Regions from separate parts of the Mus musculus genome. Here region 2 is linked to region 1. Evidence: chromatin loops called from intact Hi-C (ENCODE). Cell type or tissue: left cerebral cortex. All regions are shown on one strand.

Region 1 (8,000 bases):
TAACAGAAGCAGAATGCCCTTCAAATTCTCCCATCCACACCTAACTTCAGTGTCATCCATTTGCAATAAAATGAATGGAAGTGGGTCTCCAGTAGCCACAAGCCCCAGCACAAAATTTAAATGTCTTTTGTCGGTTTGAGCTTTCCTTTTGTCATTTTGAATGAGTGATTCCCAGTACAGCCCAGGTTAACTTTGAAAGGATATCCTTCCAGTCTCAAGTCTCCCAAACACCAGAATTACAGGAATGAAACATGAGACTCCATTATGTAGAAGTCATAATCACACGTCCTCAAAACCTGTGAGACTGTGGTTGAGACAGGAAGCTAGCATAGAAATGATCACTCTTTGTTTTCTAAGAAGGCTTGTTGTTAAATATTACTGTATATACTGAAGCTAAAAAAAAAAAAAACCTACAAAAAAAAGCGCTTATATAATGACTTGCTATCCATTCCATTGGCTGCTTTTTCAGCTAAGAAAATGTTTGTGTTTTAATATACAGACTTTTGTGAATTAAATCATATGTAAATGTACATAAAATCGAGTAAGATGTTCACCAATGTAAATTCGCCAGCATGAGATATTTACCTCCATCAAACATTGTAAATTTAAGCATTAGTTTATACATTCCTTGTCCAAAGTCTTGGTTTTAAATTTGTTTAGAACTCAGTTCACTTAGACAGATTACATGAGTTTGCCTTTGCATCTCAGATTCTAGAAATAATCACTTCATAAAAAGGAGAAAATGTTGTGTTAGTTTTTTTTCCTAAAAAAAAAAAAGGAGGCTTCTGAAAAATCACATTGGGAAACAGCTACTACCTAAAACTTTAGGGATTGTGCTCAGTTATCGTCATCTGGGTAAGTTTCAAGCTGGTGGTCACAGGTTCTTTATTTTCACCCCATGTTCGTCATCTCCCTCAGCCTTTATCTCTTCACCTTACATTCTCAGTAAAACCATGCATGGACTAAAGGCAACTTGTTGATGAAATTCCTGTGTCATTTACACAACTGCTAATCCCCTTTGCCAAGGCAAATATTGACTTTACACCTGTCCTCTTGGTAGCAATGTAAAGAAGAGCATCACACACTCACCAATGCACCATTCCAATACTGGTGTTCCTGTCTCTTCATCTGTTATATTTGATGATTTTGCAGAGTCTTCCTAACTACAGGACCTTTAAATCCAGAAGGGTTTTGACTTCTGTATAAGAATCCATAACAAGAACCTCTGCTCTATTTTATGAGAAATTCATTTTCATGTTCATAGATGATTCTTAGGCAGTGTTAATATTTTGACATAAACTACAATGCTGTTAGAATGCTTTGATCTCAACTTCTGCTTACCACAAAAACAGAGCATTCAGCATTACTCCAAGCTCTGCTTCGTTCAACTGTGACGTATCTATTCAGTGAAGACTCATTATTGCTGGATATACTGTACATACCAATTACCCTATTGCTAAACAAAATACAAATATCTCCAGAGGGAAATTTAAAAGATTCTTTAATTCATCTTCTAAGTCGCCTATTGTCCACTCGGCATGCCATATGTGAATGTCTGCAGCAGTTGCAAACTTAAATACATAGTTTTGAGTATTTTTCTTAGTCCAACAGTAAGGTTAATTAGGCAAATTTCTGTATTTAGGAAACCAACAGTAGTACACCTGGCCCTCGTGAATTTTGGTGCAGCTGAACACATTTGCTGAAAACCACTGCTGGTCACTTTGCTCCTGCCCTGAGACAAGGACTACCAAGAAAGCAAAGTGAAATAAAATGCTTGACAATGGGAAAGGTGGGATTTTAAAGGTAATCATTGGTAAACAAACTCATCGTATATTTGATCAAATTTCCCTTTCTATTTTATATAGAGGGAGAATCGCCTGTCCAAGAAGAGGACTGAAAACATCATCCTCTCCACCAACTGCAAACAGGAGAATGGCAAGTCAAGTCTCATTCCCCCTAAATTGCTTACAGTAATATCAAAACACTTATTCACACAGTCCATTCTTAAATAGGGTATTCCCCTTCAAAGTTTCTTACATTTCTTTGAATACTCCCAATTTTCCTTAAACATTAACCCTATGTTCACGTCTGTGCAGTAAGATGCCGCCACACAATATTTTACAAGTTGTTTGAATGTAAATCATAAGTTGTATGGGATCTTGCTTTTCACTACAGCACAGAGGAATCTTGAATACAAATTTTAGTATTTAAATCACCTCCTTTCCTGTTCACAGGAACCCTCCACTCCCCGTCAGATTCACTCTTTGAACACAATGCTTATTTTTGTTCAAGCTAACCACAAATGATAAGCCTGATTCCAGCAGGAAGGTCTGCTGCATTCAGGAAACTCATTAGGATAGCTAGAGACTACACCTACACCGCCCCTGAAGCGCGTGGTGTGGAAGTTCTCTGTACAACCTTCCGCTCTTAGGTCAATAAACACAAAGGAAATAAGGGCTTTAACTTATTGAAATTTAAAATCATAACAACAATAATAAAGCGATTGTAAACGGTATGTCTGGTTCCACCTCTTTTTAAAAAAGCTGCCTATCCTTAAAAGTTGCCGCCGAGATTTGGTGGCGTAGCTTAGGGAGATTCACAGCTGGACTGTGTAAGGTGCTCTGCTCTAAACCTGAAAAAAAGGTAGATTCTGTGATAACAGGTAAAATAATATGGGCCCTTCCTTGTGCTCAGCGGACAAGCCCTCAGACAAGAAGGAATCTAAGCGATGTAAATAGTTGGGCACTTTGAAACAATGACAAAAAGTTTAGTCCCAAAAGATTTCCTGTTTTTGTCCTCTTTCCATGGTTGATTATCACCTTAATAGCCCAGGTGCAGAGACACAATAAACAGAACACACCGCGTGTCAGTGTGGGTTTGGAGGTGAGTGTCAGAAAAGCTTCAAGACAGCATCATGTGGAAGCAATGAGGTCAGCATTCACTAAGTCTCTGAGGAGGAACGGGATGGCAGGACCAATGACTCTGTGGTCAGGCTTTGAGGGAAGGTGGGTCAGAGGAGGACTTTGTGGAGAAACCTAGGTCCGAGCGCTAGGCAGAAGACAGAATTCACAAAAACCTGGGGACAACAAGGGCAGCAATGACTCTCTTTGAAGTGACACCAGGAGAAGGCTATCTGCCCGGGGAATGAGGGTAGCAGCGGGAGGGCAGGAGGGTGACAAGGGACTAAGATGTACAAGCAGCTATCTCTGGAAGAGAAAGGGTTCAAGTTCCAAGCTGGTTGAGTTAAAACCAAATGTCCCCGGGGACCTGTGCCAGGAGGGTACCCAGCAGGTGGTCGGGGTGCCTCATCTAACGATGTACGGTGGGCGCTCAGTCCTGTGCCTGACCCCCTAGAGTCTCTGGTACTCACCGATCCCAGCGAGGGAAAGCTCCATCCAGGGCGCGGGAGGGCAGCGCGGCGCGGGCGGGACGAGGGCTGGCGGTGGTGGCGGCGCTGTCCTAGTAGCGTAGCCGGAGTCCGGGGGTAGCCAAGAGGCGAGAGCGGCGGCGGGGTCTCAAGGCACCGGGTGAGGAAAGATCCAGGGCTCCAGAGCTGCAGCGCCCCGCGCGCTCTCTTCCCATCTCCCGGGCTGCCGAGGTTGCTGCTGCCCAGAGCAGCCAGGAGAGGGGGAGGGGAGCAGGCACGCGGCAGGGAGGGAGAGCAAAGAAAGCAGGGAGGGGGGAAGGGATGCGCGAGGGGAGATGGAGATGATCACCGAGAGTTGGGAAGAGAAGGGAGGAGCATAGCAGCCGGGTACAGGTTCCCACCAGAGGAGCTCCAAAATGAGCCTGTGGGTCTTGCCCCAATACCCTGCCGCTCCATGCTAACCCCCTTCGCGCCCTTTCCTTTGGCTCTTCCTCCGGTGACTGTGCCTGGGAGTACCCACGCTCGGCTGCGGATGCAGTTTCAGCAAGCCACCGCGTGTGTTGAGTCGGGAGGCTGCAGAGACACAGCATTGCTCTCCAGGCCTGTGGCACCTGTGCGCGCACACATAGCCACTGGTTCCATTGCTGCGTCTCCGATATGCAGACTCTTAGTCTGCCACCCTCCTCCACTCTCCTTTTAGGTCAAACTGTGGACTTGCAGCAACCGCTTCTGTCAGTTCCTTATTGCTGTCCCCCACCCCCACCCCCCAGGCGCTATTTGGCACGGACTGTCCAGCCAGAAGGCGACAGCAGGGAGCTCAATGCAGGCAACCTTCTCCAGTCCCTTGTATCTGCTGCCTGTGTTTGTTCTTCACTGGGGTTGACCAGCTAAAGTCCGGGGTCAGGTTGGGGGGTGATTAAAATTAAACTAAAATAGGAGGGGCAGATTGTCTGGAACCAAATTCTCAGTGATTTGGGAAGGTTGTAAATGTGAAGGGCAGTGTTGTGCTCAGAATTGACTCTTCTCTGTAAGCAACATTAAAATATAAATTCATAGGTAGATAGACACATAGAAAGATAGATGGATAGATAGATACATGGATGGATAGATAGAAAGACAGAAAGAAAGGTAGGAAGGAAAGAAGGAAGGAAGGAAGGAAGGAAGGAAGGAAGAAGGAAGAGAGAGAAAGAAAGGATAGATGGATGGATAGATAGATAGATAGATAGATAGAGCTCCACTTTGCAAAGTTTTTGTTTATTTTGTTGGACTACAAGTCAATCCTCGAAATTTACTTTTAGACTACGATTCAAATACATATAGAAAGTATATTTAGGGGCTCCTCTTACACTCAAGAATCAAGGAATAAATTCACACATTTAGTAAATATAACGACAATCAGAGTATCGCTGACTGATTTCTGTGAACCTTGATTTTGTTTCATAATCTTCGCATTCTGATTGGAAATAGGCAGCAGACAGGAAGCAAGTGGATGATGTGTGTAATGATACAGGTAGAAAAAGTAGTCTAGTTAAACTCTCTTCAAATGATACAGTAAGTATCCCTGTACTTCTTAGCAGAGCACTGGAGAAAGGAAGTTCTGGGGTGTGTGTGTGTGTGTGTGTGTGTGTGTGTGTGTGTGTGTGCATGTGTGTGTGTGTGTGCATGTGTGTGTGTGTGTGTGTGCATGTGTGTGTGTTGCATGTGTGTGTGTGCATGTGTGTGTGGGTGTGTGTGTGGGTGTGTGTGCATATGTGTGTGTGTGCATGTGTGTGTGAGTGCATGTGTGTGTGTGCATGTGTGTGTGGGTGTGTGCGTGTGTGTGTGTGCATGTGTGTGTGCATGTGTGTGTGTGCATGTGTGTGTGTGTGTGTGTGCGCGCGCGCGCGCGTGTGTGTGTGTGTGTGTGTGTATGTGCACCAAGCATGTGTCCATGGGCTCACACTGCTTTTCTGAATGTAGAAATCTTCATGTGCTAAAGGATCTTAGTCTCTAAAATAATTTAGACATTTTACTTTACATAATTATGCCTTATATAACAAATGTACTCATATTAAAATAAATGCTTTCTCAGTTATGAATGCAGTGTGAAAAACATTTTTACTGCAACAAGTCAGCCTTACATATTATTGAAAAACTTCTATCTCTTCCTGTATTGTTTTACTTGAAGAAAAATAAAAGTTAAATTTTAGTGATAAGTTACTATTTGACAGTGTCTCTAACTTGTTAGACTCTTTCATGTTCAGCATGCATGCCAATGAAAACATTTGGTTTCATGTCTTTTTGATGATCAGAATAAGAGGACCATCTATTCAGTAAGGGCCAATGGGCCAGACGCCTCAGCTTCTAGAGCACATGTTGCTGTGTCCAGCATGTACACACAGCAGTACACCAGGTAGACCCACCGATTATTAATCATTTAAAGAACATGGAAAGGTAATGATTGATGAAGCATAATATCCCACTCAGCACTCTTACTCAGAGATGAATCATGAAGTTTGCAAATGGCAGTAACTGTTTAATTAATTGTGGTTACTGAGAATTAATAAAGTACAAACTTCCAGACAAAGGGGAGAGGGAATCACATGGGCAGATTTACATTTTAAATGTAAATAAATAAAATAACAACAAAAAACAAATTTCCTCATATATGATTAGGATATCCCCGACTTTAATGTAGTGATTTATATAATTTTCATATAGTTGAGACTTTTGGGCTTTCATACAATATATTGTATTATTAACCCCTACCTCCTAAATCCTTCCATAATCTAACCCTATCCCCACCTCAATTTCATATCCTTTGATTGTGTTTTTTATAAGTGTAGTAGTTTAAGTGAGAGGAACCTCCTTAGGCTAATAAATTTTGTTGGGTTCCAGTGGTTGCAACTATTAGGGGAGAATTAAGGAATATGACCTTGTTAGATGAGGCATGTTAGTAAGGGTGGGCATGAGGTTTTAAAAAAATCTTCTACCATCTATAGTGTGCTCTCTGCCTCTTGCCTCTAGTTTGAGATGGTACTGGATTTGAAGACACAAAGTGGTCATGGAGAGCAGCTAAGGCCTGACACTGTAAAAGGCCAGCAACAGCCATTAGTGAAGGTACAGCCTCAATTGCAGTTGATGGCCCAGGACTGAAGGGGTCATGCAAAAAATTTGATGTTTGGTACCATGAGGAGAGCCTATAAGAGGTTTTTGGTGATGTCTAGTTGCAGGAAAAGACTCCAGCGTATTGGAGATGCCAGTACCATGGAATACCCACAGAGAACAGCGGCAGCAGTAGAATGGAGTGAACTAGAGTGCTACAGAGGGCAGAGCTGGAGAAGTCACTCAAGTCCCTTGGAGGAGTCCAGAAGATCATGTGTAGTTTCAATACATTGGAACAAGTAGTTGTAAAATTGAAGTTGCCTTGGAGACTGGAGATATTAGTGATGCCAGAGCTATGGGATACATGCTAATGAAAGCTGCTAACAGGGTGTGGAACCAGCCAAAGAGAATCAACTGTGTTGAAGTCAACAAAATGAAAGGAGTTGGATATCAGACATGGGCAGGCAGAGTCTGGAGGTTGCTCAGCTGGTTTTTAATCTTGATATGGTCCAGTATTTCCTTACTATAACCTTTTAGATTGGTAATGTGTACCCTGTGTCATGACATGTTGGAATTCTGACATCTGCTTTTTGCTTTTAATTTTATAGGGGATTACAGTTAAAAGATTGCAAGAATCTCAGAAGATATTTTGAACTAGGGATTCTTTACATCCTTAAGACTGTTGTGGACTATGGAAACTTTTGATGTTGGACTAAATGTAATTTTGCATTATACTATAGTTAAGAATGGCCCCATAATGTGTTTCTACAAACCTATGGGGGCCAGGAACTGGAATGTGGTTGTTTGAATAGACATGAAAAACTTATCAAAAATGCCAAGATCAAATGTAAATGTCACTTGAAAGGGGTGGGGTTGCTGAGAGTGGTCCCAATGTCATCTTCTCTAAGAATGTACAGACAGACCTGTACTTCAGAAAACTGAGAATTTCACTTGGGAAGGGGAAATTTATGTTCCTTGGCACAATGTACTTATGAACAAGAATTGGTCGATGACTACAAAAGAAAAAGCACAGGCCTCAGGGGAGTCTGCTAAAGCTAGATGACCACACTGGCTGCAGAAACCTGCATTGTTTCCTTCTCCACAGTCTCTGAGAGATGAGACCCCACCTGTAAATCTCTGACAGACACAGGATAGGGAATGATGAGACAGGAGCAGTGACTGCAAGTAGTAGCTGCTTACTGAGACTTGGGAAATCTGGAGATACAGATTCCTTTTCTCACTTTGATGAACAATATGTTAATTTAGTTGATGTTGAAGAGCTAAAAATAGACACAGTATCAATAGAAAAACAAGAAAATCCTTGAGAGGAGCTGAAATAAGTCAGTTGTTAAAAATGTTATACTATAAAAATGTTGCTATGGAGAAGTTGAAAAACTGTTTTAATATTCTGACATGAATCTTTATAAAGGTGTAGCAAAGGACTTGCCTCTAAGCATGAAAACCACAGACAGAAATGCAAGGTTTTAGAGAATGATGATAAGAAAAATAGTAAGTGGTGATATAGGGGGCAGGGTTCAGAAAAGAAGTG
Region 2 (8,000 bases), 270 kb after region 1:
GTCGAGAGGAATTTCTTTTCTAGTCCAGTCTATTTGGAGTTCTGTAGGCTTCTTGTATGTTCATGGGCATGTCATTCTTTAGGTTTGGGAAGTTTTCTTCTATAATTTTGTTGAAGATATTTGCTGGCCATTTAAGTTGAAAATCTTCATTCTCTTCAACTCCTATTATCCGTAGGTTTGGTCTTCTCATTGTGTCCTGGATTTCCTGGATATTTTGAGTTAGGATCTTTTTGTGTTTTTTATTTTCTTTGATTGTTGTGCCTATGTTCTCTTTGGAATCTTCTGCACCAGAGATTCTCTCTTCCATCTCTTGTATTCTGTTGCTGATGCTGGCATCTATGGTTCCAGATTTCTTTCCTCGGGTTTCTATCTCCTGCATTGCCTCACTTTGCATTTTCTTTATTGTGTCTACTTCTCTTTTTATGTCTTGGATGGTTTTATGCAATTCCATGACCTGTTTGGTCGCGTTTTCTTGCAATTCTTTAAGGAATTTTTGTGTTTCCTCTTTAAGGTCTTCTACCTGTTTAGCTTTGTTCTCCTGTATTTCTTTAAGTGAGCTATTAAAGTTCTTCTTGATGTCCTCTACCATCATCATGCGATATGCTTTTAAATCCGGGTCTTGCTTTTCGGGTGTGTTGGGGTGCCCAGGTCTAGGTGGGGTGGGAGTGCTGGGTTCTGATGATGGTGAGTGGTCTTGATTTCTGTTAGTAACATTCTTATGTTTGCAGTTCGCCATCTGGTAATCTCTGAAGCTAGTTTTTATACTTGTCTCTGGTTAGAGCTTGTTCCTCAGGTGACTCTCTTAGCCTCTATCAGCAGATCTGGGAGACTAGCTCTCTCCTTAGTTTCAGTGGTCAGAGTATTCTCTGCAGGCAAGCTCTCTTGTTGCAGGGAAGGTGCCCAGATATCTGGTGTTCGAACCTGCCTCCTGGCAGAAGTTGTGTTCCACTTACCAGAGGTCCTAAGATCCCGTGGAGGGTCCGGTGAGGACCTCGTGGGGTGTCTGGAAACTCCGTGTGCTAGGAACCCCGGTGCTGGAGTGGACCAGAAGGGACTTGTGCCCCTGATCAGGCCGGGTTATCTGCTTCCCTAGTTAATGCAGTCTCAGGTCCCACATGATTGGATTGGGGTAGAGGCTGTGTTCCACTCACCAGTGGTCTTAGGATCCTGTGGGTGATCCTGTGTGGGTCTTTGTGGGTGTCTGGAGACTCCTTGGGCAAGGCACCCCGGTGCTGGAGTGGACTGGAAGGGACTCTTTTTTTTAATTAGGTATTTTCTTCATTTACATTTCCAATGCTATCCCAAAAGTTCCCCATACCCTCCCCCACCCACTCCCCTACCCACCCACTCCCACTTCTTGGCCCTGGCATTCCCCTGTACTGAGGAATAGAAAGTTTGCAGGACCAATGGGCCTCTCTTTCCACTGACGGTCAACTAGGCCATCTTCTGATACATATGCAGCTAGAGATATGAGCTCTGGGGGTACTGGTTAGTTCATATTGTTGTTCCACCTATAGGGTTGCAGATCCCCTTAGCTCCATCCTTTTGCTTACAAAATTCATGTTGTCTTTGTTTTTTAATAACTTATTAGTATTCCATTATGTACATGTACCATATATTCTTTACTCATTATTTAGTTTAGTGACATGTAGATTGTTTCCAGTTTGTGGCTATTACAAATAAAGTTGCTGTGAACATAGTTGATCGAAAGTCCCTGTGGCAAAGTGGGGTATTTTTTAGGTTTATGCGCAGGAGTGGTAAACCTTGACCTAGAGATAGAACTATTCCCAATTTTCTGAGAAATCTTCAAGTTGATTTCTGAAGTGGTTGTACAAGTTTACAGACCCATCAGAAATGGAGGAGTGTTCCCCTGACTCAGATCCTTCTTAGCATGTGCTATTACCTGAGTTTTTGAACTTAGCCATTCTGGTGGGTGCTGATTAAAGACTTTGAACTTTTCTTTAAATATTTCCAAGCCATTCAAGATTCCACTGTTGAGAATATTCTGTTTAGCTCTGCACCACAAATTTTAATTGGGTTATTTGGGTTGTTGGTATTTACCTTCTTTATAAATTTTGGATATTAGTCACCTTTGTCTGATGCAGGGTTGGTAAAGATCCTTTCCCAATCTGCCGGCTGCCGTTTGGCCTGATGACAGTGTTCTTTGATTTATAGTAGCTTGTCAGCTTGATAAGGTCCAATTTGTCAATTATTTATCTTAGAAGCTGAGCCATTGGTGTTCTGTTTATGAAGGAGTCTTCTGCACCAATGAGTTAAAGGTTACTCCTCCATTTCTGTTCTATTAGGTTTTATGTTGAGGTCTTTGATCCACTTTCACTTGAGTTTTGCACAGGGTGATAGATAAGGATCTATTTTCATTCTTCTAAATGCAGACATCCAGTTAGACCAGCACCACGTGTTGAAGATACTTTGTTTTCCCCATTATATTGTTTTGGCTTCTTTATAAAAAAAATCCGGTGTCCATAGGTGTATAGATTTATTTCAGGATCTTTGATTTGATTCCATTGAACCACCTGTCTGTATATCAGTACCATGCATTTTTTATTATTATTACTCTGTGTTACAGTTTGAAGTTAGGGATGGTGATACCTTCCAAAATGTTCTTTTTGTTCAGGATTATTTTTAGCTATCCTGTTTTGATTGTTTCTTTCTCTCTCTCTTTCTTTCTTTCTTTCTTTCTTTCTTTCTTTCTTTCTTTCTTTCTTTCTTTCCTTCTTTCTTTCTTTCTTTCCATATAAAGTTGAGAATTGCTCTGTCGAGGTTTGCAAAGAATTGTGTTGGAATTTTGCTGGTAATTGTATTGAATATGTAAATTACTTTTGGTATGATGTCCATTTTCACTATGTTAATTCTAGTGATCCATGAGTATGGGAGGTCTTTCTATCTTCTGGCAACAAGCTTCCCTTCCTGGGTAATTATTAGCCCCAAAATGTATATCTATCCTGGTTCACATTGAATAAAATATATACCTTTACTTCCACTACAAAATAAAGCAATATGAGCAAGCAAGGATCATCTCAGAGAGATGCTTTATTAAGAATCATGGAGAGAAAGTCTTTGACTAAAGAGCTATGCCTAGCATTTGTGTAGAAGGCTTTCTCCCCTCTAGCTGTTCTGTTACTCTGGACCATCACTCCAAGTCAGACCAGATTCTACTTGTCTTAGGCTCTAACTCCTCTCTCTCCTGGGGTGCAGAAACCCAGAGGGAAAATTATACTTCAGACCCCTGGTTTCTGACTCCTTCTCCTGGAGGTATGCTGGAAGTATCCATGTACCCAGAGAGGAGACGGGAAACCATTGCAGACTCCCCATTTTCTACTTTTCTCTGCCTCCTCTTGGTGGCATGGCAGCAACACCTGTGTACTACCAGTGGAGAGGTAGGGCAAAGTACAGCATCATACTAAGTTTTTGAAGAAGTTCTAATATTCTGGCTCTTTAACATTCTCTGGCTAGTTTTGTATTCCTCAGTGTTCAGCTTGTTCTCTCTGAAACATCTCTCTGTGAAACTGTTCTGGTAAAGCTTCCACACACACCACACCACTGATTACTTGTTCATTGCTCTGAAGTAGACTCTCTTTCATGAGCTGCTCTCGGGTGAGTTGGATGTAGCCTATCTCTGACTCTCTCTGTCAAATCTTTCTCTGATTCATCATTTTGTCTTCCCCTCAGTCAGATGTTCACACATGGCTGCTTTCTTTGACAAACTAGCCTTACCTTCACTGATAGGTATTAAAGTGAATACTAAGGTTGTGTCTGTATTACAGAAAGATCATGTTGTAATCCAGTGTATTCTGCATTCCAGATGAATCATATAGATCTAGAAAGTCTTTGATCCCTTGCCAGAGCAGTCATTTTCTGGATTAAAATTTCTCTACAGGCTAGAAGAAAATGCTCTGTCTAGGCTATGAGTAGTAACTTAGAGGTGGAGGGTCCCAGATAGACTCTAAACACCCTCTGTGGTTTACTGATAAGGAAAGGCAATCTTTTATTTGTATGCCACTTCCAGATATTTTTATTGCCAAGACAACAGGAAAAGATGTTGGAAGATAAAGTTATTAAAAGCATATTAAATTCTGCTTGGTTTTTGTCACATTACAGCAGTTTTTGAGGTAAAAGAACTCACTTCTATAGTAATAGAATCTTGGCTTAACTATATCCCTGACTTTGTACAGCTTTTAGATTTTGTATAGACCCCACAGACTAATGGTACTGCTAGAATTCTGTATTGACATGTGACCCTAAGGCTGTGCTGATGAGCTGACAAGGAGGACTGCAGAATTATATATCTCCTCTCAAACTTAAGTTTCTTTTTTCTCAAGAAACCTCATAAAGTAAAGGCAAAGATAGAACTGTTAAGGATTACGCAATGCGAGTTACAGAGAATTGAGTTCACAGGCAGCTCTTCTGCATTTGGGAATGTGCACCTGCACAGACTGTGCAGCCCTGTGCAATCTCCTGAGACAGAGCCAGATGAGGTCTTTTTAAATCCACCAACACACATCATCCCCATGTGCATCCTCAATATCCAGCATCCACCCAGTTCTCATGAACACTATTCTAAATTTATTCCTTTCTTCTTTTTCAACTATTCAAGATATGAATTTCTCTATTTTCTTCACCAGGTCATTCCAATCAGCAAAGATTTTATTTCTCTTAGTAAAAATAAGCCAAAGCTTTCTCAGGCATGCCATTCAATCAAGCGTCTGTGCTATTTATGGCATTGTAAAACCCCTGGAGGAACACTTTGCTATGACTCGGCCTGTGTCCCTCTTTGAATTTTTTTTTTCATTTACACTCTGCAATCCTTGCTAAAATGAGTCACCCTGTAAGCCACACAAACATTGTTTTACTAATACAAGTGGTCATTTTAAATTTCAACCCTTACTCAATCTTACTTTATCTATTCCAGCATTTGATAGTATTTGATTATCAAAGTACTTCCTCCTTTAATCCTTCTCAATTTTCAATGGTGTGTGGATATGGTAAAGTTTGTGTGTTGGCTTAGCTAGACCAAACTATTATAATAATCTGTTAGTTGTATACCTATATGATAATATTGATGTGTTTAGAAATACTAGTATTTAAATCAGTAGACCAGAGCCTGCACAATGATTCAGAAGGCAAAAGCTCTTGCCATACAGGCTGACAACCTGACTTCAGTCTCTGAGACCTGTATGGTGGAAGGATAAAACAAACTTTTATGAGTTATCTTCTGAAGCACCCCCCCCACACACACACACACACAAGCACTCACAAATATAAACTTAGTAAGCTGAGTTTAGTTCTACCACATAGGAAAGTCTCATCGTGATTGAGTTTTAGGAAAAACTTCAAGCTCTCCTAAAGAAGAGATACTGCCTTCAGACTAAAATTACTCTGGGTCACAGCATCCAATCAACCCATTTCCCCTGGATCTACCCTCCTTTCCAATTTGTCAACTTCTACAAATTGTGAGACAATTTCCTAAGCTGCCACCTCTGCTCACCCTTTCTCCCTCTCATGCTTTCTCTCCTATTCCATCTTCTTTCTACTTTTGTAGCATACCCTGAATCATATGGCTTCCAAGAGAAGCCACTCTTGGCACTCTCAGTACTCCAGCTAAGTCTTTCCTGCTATTTTTTCTCATTTTGCCCAGCTTTTAAACTCTGGAGGACTGCAGACTTTGTCCTTGGCATTTATCTCATTGCTATTTTCAGTCATTCTTTGATGATCTCATCTTAGCATATTCCTAAGTATCATCTAAATGTTGGCAAGTCATAGCTTTTATTCCTACAGCAGAAGTTTCCCTTTTAAAGCTTTAGAATCAGATAGTTGAGCACTTATTTTGCATCTCCTACCTTGATTTAAAATGAGTATGGTAGGTAGTGGAATCTATCTTAGGCTAACTAGTAACTGCATATGTAAAATGTATAGCCGCTTTGTTTGATACACAGTAATACTGAAATATGCTTTAGAATGAGCTACTGAACCTCTTTTTTGCTGTTATTTGTTACTTTTATTTTTTTATAATCCAGTTGTTGCACCCCTTCTGTACTGGCTAGTTTTGTATCAACTTGACACAGCTGGAGTTATCACAGAAAAAGGAGTGTCAGTTGAGGAAATGCCTCCATGAGATCCAGCTGTAAGGCATTTTCTCAATTAGTGATCAAGGGGGAAAGGCCCCTTGTGGGTGGGACCATCTCTGGGCTGGTAATCTTGGGTTCTATAAGAGAGCTGGCTGAGCAAGCCAGGGGAAGCAAGCCAGTAAGGAACATCCCTCCATTGTCTCTGCATCAGCTCCTGCTTCCTGACCTGCTTGAGTTCCAGTCCCAACTTTCTCGCTGATGAAAAGCAGTATGGAAATGTAAGCCGAATAAACCCTTTCCTCCCCAACTTGCTTCTTGGTCATGATGTTTGCGCAGGAATAGAAACCCTGACTAAGACACCTTCCTATCTGCTCTCCCCCAGTGCCTCATCCCTTTCCTCCTCCCCACTGTCTCCAAGAGGATGTCCCTCTGCCCCCCAGGTTCCCCACCCCCTGGGGCCTCAAGTCTTCTCCCACTGAGGCCAAAACAGGCAGTCTTCTGCTGAATATATGTTGGGGGCCTTAGACTAGCTACTGTATGCTGCCTGGTTGGTGGCTCAGATCTCATGTTCGTATATCTGCTGTTGCTTTGTTGTTTATCTCATGGGTAGGCATTCATGCAGCGAGAACTTACGAGTGTAGAGAACATCAATTAATGAAAGAAAGCTGCCATGAATTTCAGAAAGATCAAGGAGTTACCAGGGGGTTTAGGGGGAGAAAAGGGGAAGATGGAAGTAATATAATTATATTAACATCTATAAAAAGGAAATAATAAAATAATAATGTGACAGTGGTTTATAGCCAAAACTGTCCCTGGTTCCTTCTTAGTTAATTTTGGTGTACACGTGTCCTGTTGTGAATTCAGAACATGCTATTTTTTATGCTTTAAAATTCATCCCTAACTCATAGAAAGCACTGTAGCCTGAATAAGACCCAGGGTCATGTGTAACACAGATAAATCTTCTAGTTTTTTTTCTCTTTCATATTCTGAAAGGTTGTTATACTTCAAAGAGATTAATCAAACTATGATCTTATGCGCTTTGAATCCTCTACTCTTTCAAAGAGTAATACTACTTGTCTGGTTCATTCATTCCTGTCATGCTGATATTTAATGCTAAGTTTTAGTGTACCTCCTTTTGGCATTTTGATGTGAGAGGTAAGTAGCCAGATATAATTAGATGAAATCACGGATTGGATGTTGATAAATACATGTTGGGCCTAGGTGACTAAAGCTCCTGTGCACATGGCTCGTGGCAGTCACACTAGATTATCTAATGCATTGAAAGGATGCATCAACCCATCCAATGCCCCCCAAAAGCCCATCTCCTAAATAAGATCCTAATCGAAACTCCAACTCTAACTAAGAACTTATCTTCATGCTTATCTACTGTTTGCATCCTCAGAGTGCCACATATTAATAAAAATCTAAGTTTATTCTCATATCTTTTTTTAATATTTTTAAAAGAATATTTGCAATATTCAACTTGGTAATAGCTCTAAAATTATAAGCTTTCTCAAAATCAATTGCATACTTATCCTCCTTTGGTTAGTTTTATTTGTTCTTTGGCATAGCTTATGAATTAAAACACAGTATATTTTATTATATTTTATTAAGTGCTTCTCAGCCATTCCAGATTCCTCTGCTGCAAATTCTCTATCTAGTTGTTTATGTTGTTGGTTTTTTGGTGGCTAGCGTCTTGAACTCTCAAAACCATTATTCACCACAATAAATTAGGCTTCAGCCCAGGGCTGCATGGTTAGTTCAATGTATGAAAATTTATTAACATAATATACCGTGTAAACAAACTCAAAGAAAAAAATTCATGAACATCTACTTAGATGCTGAAAAAGCATTTTACAAAATACAACACCCCTTCATATTAAAGGTATTGAAGAGATTAGGAATTCAAGTCCC

What was found. Hi-C counts contacts between places; a loop is a spot of excess contacts. Peaks named below come from ENCODE experiments on the same cell type or tissue, not always from the same donor. Only the 100,000 strongest peaks of a DNase experiment are listed, where the experiment ranks them.
Region 2: a loop joins it to region 1, with 9 times the contacts of the local background. A loop is called at or near these places in 2 of 42 quality-filtered maps.

The regions. Positions count from the first base shown.
Region 1 is chr4:25,796,219-25,804,218 of GRCm38, forward strand. Fut9 (fucosyltransferase 9) reads right to left here and starts at 3,785. Exons shown (of 3, transcript NM_010243.3): 1 at 3,371-3,785. In left cerebral cortex, a CTCF peak has its summit at 3,957; DNase peaks (open chromatin) are centred at 108, 1,426, 2,415, 2,973 and 3 more places; H3K4me3 peaks cover 4,539 bases; H3K27ac peaks cover 4,187 bases.
Region 2 is chr4:26,065,190-26,073,189 of GRCm38, forward strand. No RefSeq gene overlaps it. Among named protein-coding and RNA genes, the nearest start is that of Gm24965, 130 kb to the left of the region's middle. In left cerebral cortex, no CTCF peak of the experiment used is centred here; DNase peaks (open chromatin) are centred at 4,462 and 5,641; H3K27ac peaks cover 1,776 bases.